Regions from separate parts of the Homo sapiens genome. Here region 2 is linked to region 1. The links are chromatin contacts, found by Hi-C or POLR2A ChIA-PET in ENCODE. All regions are on one chromosome and are shown on one strand. The core of a region is the stretch at or near the end of the contact, and the rest is flanking DNA. Distances in the headings are between cores, read along the strand shown.

Region 1 (3,065 bases), core at 401-2,900:
ACCTGAAGACATGACTATTTCAATTGGTTGAAAGCTTAGGGTGGGCCAAGCCTTGTGCTTAATGTACCTTACAATAACACCTTACAATATGGGAACACAAGGCTCAGAGATGTTATGAAACTTGTCCAAGACTACACTGCAGATAAATTGTGAATCCACACCACAAACCCAGGTCTGTTTGAGTCTAAAGATCTTTTATTTTTTTTCAATTTTTTTATTTTAATTTTTTTTTTTTTCCTGAGACGGAGTCTCACTTTGTCGCCCAGGCTGGAGTGCAGTGGCGCGATCTTGGCTCACTGCAAGCTCCACCTCCCAGGTTCACGCCATTCTCCTGCCTCAGCCTCCCGAGTAGCTGGGACTACAGGTGCCCACCACCACGCCTGGCTAATATTTTTTTTTTTTTGTATTTTTAGTAGAGACGGGGTTTCACCATGTTAGCCAGGATGGTCTTGATCTCCTGACCAGCTGGGACTACAGCTATACCTGTAGTCCACCACCATGCTAGGCTAACTTTTCAATGTTTTGTAGAGATGGGATCTTGCTATATTGCCCAGGCTGGTCTTGAACTCCTGGCCTCAAGCAATCCTCCTACCTCAGCCTCCCAAAATCACACTGTGATTACAGGCATGAACCACTGCGTCTGACCCACATTAACTGTTTCTTACTGCATCTGCCTTGGAGCCTTTGCCTTTCCAGTTCCCTCTGCCTGGAATGTCCTCCTCCCCCACCTCAGACAACTGCATGGCCTTCTCCCTTGCCCCACGTAGGTCTTTACTTCCTCAATTAGGTCTTTACTTACGTCACCTTACTGAGGCTCTTACTCACCATGTATAAGATCATATCTCTTTGGCAGCGTTCCCCATTCTCCTTCCCCGCACTGTTTCCTTCCTAGTACTCACTGATATGTGATGTACGATATGTGATATTTATTTATTATGTGTCTCCTCCACTAAAATACCACTTCCATAAGAGCACAGAATTTTGTCTGTATCGCCAGTGTCTCATTTACAAAAGAATACATAGCTTGTGACTGATAAAGATTTGTTAGATGAATGTTAAATGAATTGTTTCTATTCTTTCGGTTGGGCTTTCTGTTACTTTCAGTTTTTGTTTTTGAGACGGAGTCTCGCTTTGTTGCCCAGGCTGGAGTGCAGTGACGCAATCTCAGCTCACTGCAACCTCCGCCTCCCAGGTTCAAGTGATTCTCCTGCCTCAGCTTCCTGAGTGACTGGGAACACAGGCACTCGCCACCATGCCCGGCTAAGTTTTTGTATTTTTAGTAGAGACGGGTTTCGTCCTATTGGCCAGGCTGGTCTCAAACTCCTGACCTCAAGTAATCTGCCGGCCTCGGCCTCCCAAAGTGCTGGGATTACAGGCGGGAGCCACTGCGCCTGGCGGGGGCGGTCTCTTTCAAGCCCCCTAGAGCCACGCCGCCTAATCTGTCTGGTGCATGGCCTGGAGTGATTTCTTAGGTAGCCCTCCCTCCCACTGTCATAGCCCCCAGGCACTGGGATTACAGGCGTGAACCACTGCGCTCAGCCACTTTCAGCAGAAAGCAAATGGTTCCTGGCATTCTGCCTGTGGTGAGCAACCCAGTTTCACTTCTCCGCTCAATCCTCTGAGTTCAGTTCCAGATGCAGCATTTGGTCTTATGCCCACCCTGGCCAGACACTGTTGTCGGTTTGTCCCCTCCAGGTTCACCAGTTGAAGTAACTTAACCTCCCCTGGCCTCAGAGGAGAGAGGACCACATCAGGGCCCTCTTTGAGGCTAAAACTTCAGAAAAAGGAAACTCAAACCACTTGGCATTGTGAGATGTGATTCATTCAGATCTGGTTACAGCTGGGAGATTGGGCCCACACAGAAGAGGGGCTCCTCACCCCACCCATGCCCCCTGCCCCGTCTTGGCCCATGGTGGGGGTGGAGGAGGCTGCTCTGAAAACCTTGGAAGAGGGTGTATCGGATCCTCAAGCCCCGCCTTGGCTGCCCAGGATTTTGCTAGACCCCAAACAGGGAGAACAAAAGAGAAGTTGCTTGTCAATGTGTGGGAGAAGAGACACATCCCTGGTGTCTGGGAGCAGCCGGATATTGGGTATCCCCTCGTTTGAAGAAGGAGGCTTAGTAACTTGAGGAAGAAGAACAGCCCTCTTCTGAGGGAGGAGGTTTGGCCTTGGGGAAGGTGCTAATCTGAGGGGGGAGGTATAGCGCCCCGCCCCAACTTAGTTGAGCAGACGCCTGATCTCAGCAGCAGGTGAGTGGCCTTAGTCTGAGCGGGGAAGACACACCCTAGGCTGATGGAGGCATGGCCTTTGGGACCCTGGTGTGAGGAAAGAGGACTTAGCCTTGAGTAAGCCCTGAGTCTGGAGCAGAAGGTCTGGCTTTGGGAAACGCTAGTCTGAGGGAGGAAGCTCATCCCTGCTTCCTGAGTTTCTCACCAGAGGCTTCCAGGTCTCCGCATTGCCCCAGCAGAGGGGAGCCAGGGCACCATCTAGCGACGTGCCGAACAAGCAGGTGGAGGGGGCCTCCCGGGCGGCGGGGTGGTCCAGGCGGGATTCCTTAGCACAGCGTCGCGGTTGCCAGGACTACCACCAGAACCGGGAGGGAGAGGCGGAGGCCGGGCGCGGCGCCCGAGCGGCAGTGGGACTCTAGGACGGCGCGGCGGTGGGGGCTGCAGTGGCTCGACAGCCAGTGTCTTGGGAGCACAGAGAGCCCGTGGGTCCAGTCCAGGGCGCTGCACAGGTCTCGGGAGCCGCAGCCGCGTACGTTCACGTTCCGGCCGCCTGCCGAGACGGAGACAGGGTGCAAGGAGGGGACGTGGGGGCGCGCGCAGGCAGAAGGCCACCCCCGCGCGCACCCAAGCGCACACGCGCGCGCCTTGCACACGCACAGGGCCCGCGAGCCCCTCGAGTCCATGTCCTTCGTGAAAGCTCATCAGGAATGTTCTTTTCTTTGAGCTGGGAGCTGGTCACGGCTGTCTCTCTCTCGTTGTCACTCTTTCTACCTTACACGTATGTTACAGGTGTGTTTTCACTCGTGTGCAATGTTTGTTTCCTTTTTTAAAAACTTT
Region 2 (3,342 bases), core at 3-2,502, 80 kb before region 1:
TGATGGTGTATGTTGCGTTTGTTTTTTTGTTTTTGCTTGTTTTAGAGATAGGATCTTGCTATGTTGCCCAGGCTGGTCTCAAACCCCTGGGCTCCAGCAATCCTCCCACCTCAACCTCCCAAACTGCTGGGATTACAGGCATGAGCCACTGCACCCAGCCGTATGTTGCATTTGGGCACTGGGGTCTATGAAGGTCCAACCCCATCCCCTTCCCCCAGGGCATCATCCTGGATGTTGTCCTGTGTGGCCAGAATATACCAGAATCATCTTGCTTCAGGCATGTGCTTCTTGGGTTTCTCCGTGTGTCGCTGTACCTTGTAGGTCTCTGCATGCATCCACTCAGCTTGTCCTCTGACCATACATTTGAATCGCACCACACATCAGAGCATGCTGAATCAGTGCGTGTTTTGAATCATCACTGCGAGCACTTGTGTTCGAGTCAACAGGCGCCACAATGTATGTGCAATTCTCTAGCTCTGGGTGATTGGGGGCTACTATAGGTATGTCCCTAAATGTTGTGTGTCTACACGTATTGGGTTTCGTTCCAAGGGTGTGTAGTGTTTAGGAAACTGGGACTGCACAGTGTTTGTGTCGGTGTGTGGTGTGTGGCATCAGGGCGTCACTACTTTAATATATATTGTGTGTTTGTGTAACACCTGGTGTATGTTGTGTTTGTGTGGCCACAGTTGTGCATCGTCCTATTTGTGGTGTTTGGGTGTGGCTCTTTGTGTCAGAGAAAGTTGTGACAACTTTGAGTGTAATATTTGTGCCTGTGTGTGGACGGTGTTTGGGTGGCTGTGTGTGCCACGGGATACTGCCTGCTTGCTAAGTGCTGGTGTGTGTCACACCATGTGTGTGGTGTCTGGGTGTGGCTGTGGGTTTCAGAGCTTGCTGGGAGTTGTGAGTCACTCTGTGTAGGTTGTGTTGTGTGCCCTGGTGTGTTAGTCTCCGTCTTGGGCTGTGGAGTGTCCTTCGGTGTCTGGGTGTGGTGAGTAGAGGTGTGTGTCACAAAGTACAGACCATTGTGTGTGACAAAGCCCATCGTGTGTCTGTGTGTGTCTTTATCCACGTGGATGGACGTCTCTTTCTTGCTCTGCCCCAAGACACACCCTAGCCCCTCCTTATTCTCAAAAGGGGGAGCTGGGGAGCCTCCCCCTACCCTGGGGCCTCCCCTGCCCCTCCCCGCCCTGCCTGGCCGTCACCACTCCCCAGAGGGCACAGGGCTCTGCTGTGCCTCAGAGCAAAAGTCCCAGAGCCAGCAGAGCAGGCTGACGACCTGCAAGCCACAGTGGCTGCCCTGTGCGTGCTGCGAGGTGGGGGACCCTGGGCAGGAAGCTGGCTGAGCCCCAAGACCCCGGGGGCCATGGGCGGGGATCTGGTGCTTGGCCTGGGGGCCTTGAGACGCCGAAAGCGCTTGCTGGAGCAGGAGAAGTCTCTGGCCGGCTGGGCACTGGTGCTGGCAGGAACTGGCATTGGACTCATGGTGCTGCATGCAGAGATGCTGTGGTTCGGGGGGTGCTCGGTGAGTGGGGCATGGTGGCTGGGAGCTGGGACTCCTAGGTCTGAGGGAGGAGGGGCTGGGGGTCAGGACTCTTGGGTCTGAGGGAGGGGGGGCTGGGGGTCAGGACTCCTGGGTCTGAGGGAGGAGGGGCTGAGGGTCAGGACTCCTGGGTCTGAGGGAGGAGGGACTGGGGACTTGGACTCCTGGGTCTGAGGGAGGAGGGACTGAGGGCCTGGACTCCTGGGTCTGAGGGAGGAGGGGCTGGGGGTCAGGACTCCTGGGTCTGAGGGAGGAGGGGCTGGGGTCTGGACTCCTGGGTCTGAGGGAGGAGGGGCTGGGGGTCAGGACTCCTGGATCTGAGGGAGGAGAGGTTGGGGGCCTAGACTCTTGGGTCTGAGGGAGGAGGGGCTTTGGCTGGGACTCCTGGGTGCTCCCAGGAGACAGTTGCTGGGGTCCTTCTCTGCAAAAGGAAGGGAATATTTGTTTCAGTGTTTCAGTCTTTGAAGATGTTGCCATTAGACGGCCAGAGGTCCAGGACCCCTGGAGGCCAGAGGGTGGCTGATCAGACACTCAAGCCCCCCAAGAGCCAATAAGGGGAGAGGTAGCCCCAGGTTTGGTGAAGGGAGAGTGGAGGAAAGACAAAGTTCTTCCAGTAGGCGGCAGCTCTTTGGTCCTTGTCTAACCTCTAATGTTTACCCAGTGCCTTAGATGCAAAGGACAGAAAAAACTGCCTTGGGGGTGGGGATGGGAAATGGGAAACAAACCTCTCCCCCGACCTGCCTCCCCCCACCAACCCCAACCCAGTCTCCACTGTTAACAAGCTCAATTTCTCCCCAAATCTGCATGCTGATTAGTCAGGGAAATAGTGGAGAGGTAGGCTTACAGTGGCCTGGACTCCTAGGTACCAGGAGAGGAGGGGGCTGGGTCCTGGATTCCTGAGTCTTAAGGAGAAGGGGGTTTTGATTGCTTTTGGGGAAGAGGGGCTGACTCCGAAGATGAGTGGTGAGTAGGGAAGAAAGGGGAAAGTGGGGTCAGGGCAGGTCTCAGCAGGCTCCCGTCACATTCCAGCCCTGGTCAGGCCAGTGATGGGGCAGATCAAGGACAAGGGTTGGAATAAGTGGCTTGAGGGGAGAACAGACTTGCTCAACAGGAAAGGAGGGGCTGGAGACCTCTCTGGCAGAAGGGTTGTGGAACTGGGCTGGTAGGGCCAGATGCGGACACTGATATGAAGATTGGGTAGATTCCTGAGGGTCTGATGTTCCGACTTGGATCTGGAGGGGGTGGTGGGCAGCTCTGAAGTGACCAGGAGCCACATGGAGGGTCAGGCATGCAGCTTCCTCTGGCAGGCGGCGGGCACTGAGGGGGTGGGGCCGCCGAAGTCCATGCCAACAGGAAGCATGGCCGGGGCCTGCCCGCCGCTCCCACGCCGAAGCACCGCACCCAGAAGCCGAGGTGGGAACACAGTGACCCTGGCAGATGGGAAGAGACGGGGTCCATCCTACCCCACTTCACCCCTCTGCTTTCTCACCCCTCATTTCTTCCTTCCCTCCACCATGGCCAGGCCACTGCCTCTATCAGTGGGACCTTGGGGAAGCTGTTACAACCCTCTGAACCTCAGTTTCCCCATCTGTAAATTGGGGTGAGGGTTAAAATACATGACCCTAAGGGTCACCCTCCACCCTTTTTATTTTATGTAGAGATGGGACCTTGCTTTGTTGCCTAGGCTGGTCTTGAACTCCTGGACTCAGGCAATCCTCCTGCCTCAAAGTGCTGGGATTACAGGCCTGAGCCACAGCTCCTCAGTCCCCTTTTGAGGACTCTCTTAATAACATCCACCGCCC

The links. A loop is a pair of places that touch in the nucleus more often than their neighbours do. ChIA-PET counts read pairs that join two places held with the same protein, here RNA polymerase II (POLR2A). Pooled maps may share reads with other maps.
Region 2: a loop to region 1 is called in a pooled map, with 5 times the contacts of the local background. The contact joins the promoter of KCNN4 here to the enhancer-like site in region 1. A Hi-C loop is called at or near these places in 2 of 37 single-sample maps with no recorded cell type and 12 of 50 pooled maps. POLR2A ChIA-PET finds 5 or more read pairs at or near these places in 5 of 52 experiments (AG04450, H1, WTC11 and 2 more).

What each region holds. Positions count from the first base shown.
Region 1 is chr19:43,699,261-43,702,325 of GRCh38, reverse strand. It overlaps the pseudogene LOC105372412. Among named protein-coding and RNA genes, the nearest start is that of IRGC, 15 kb to the left of the region's middle. RefSeq lists enhancers at 764-823, 914-963, 974-1,023, 1,382-1,882. Within about 2 kb of position 1,650, at least 35 of the 41 ENCODE cell types and tissues checked have a DNase peak (open chromatin) inside an H3K27ac peak, as active enhancers do.
Region 2 is chr19:43,778,883-43,782,224 of GRCh38, reverse strand. It overlaps KCNN4 (potassium calcium-activated channel subfamily N member 4), which reads left to right and starts at 1,252. Exons shown (of 9, transcript NM_002250.3): 1 at 1,252-1,522. The coding sequence starts at 1,364. RefSeq lists a silencer at 1,001-1,270 and enhancers at 1,877-2,006, 2,365-2,864.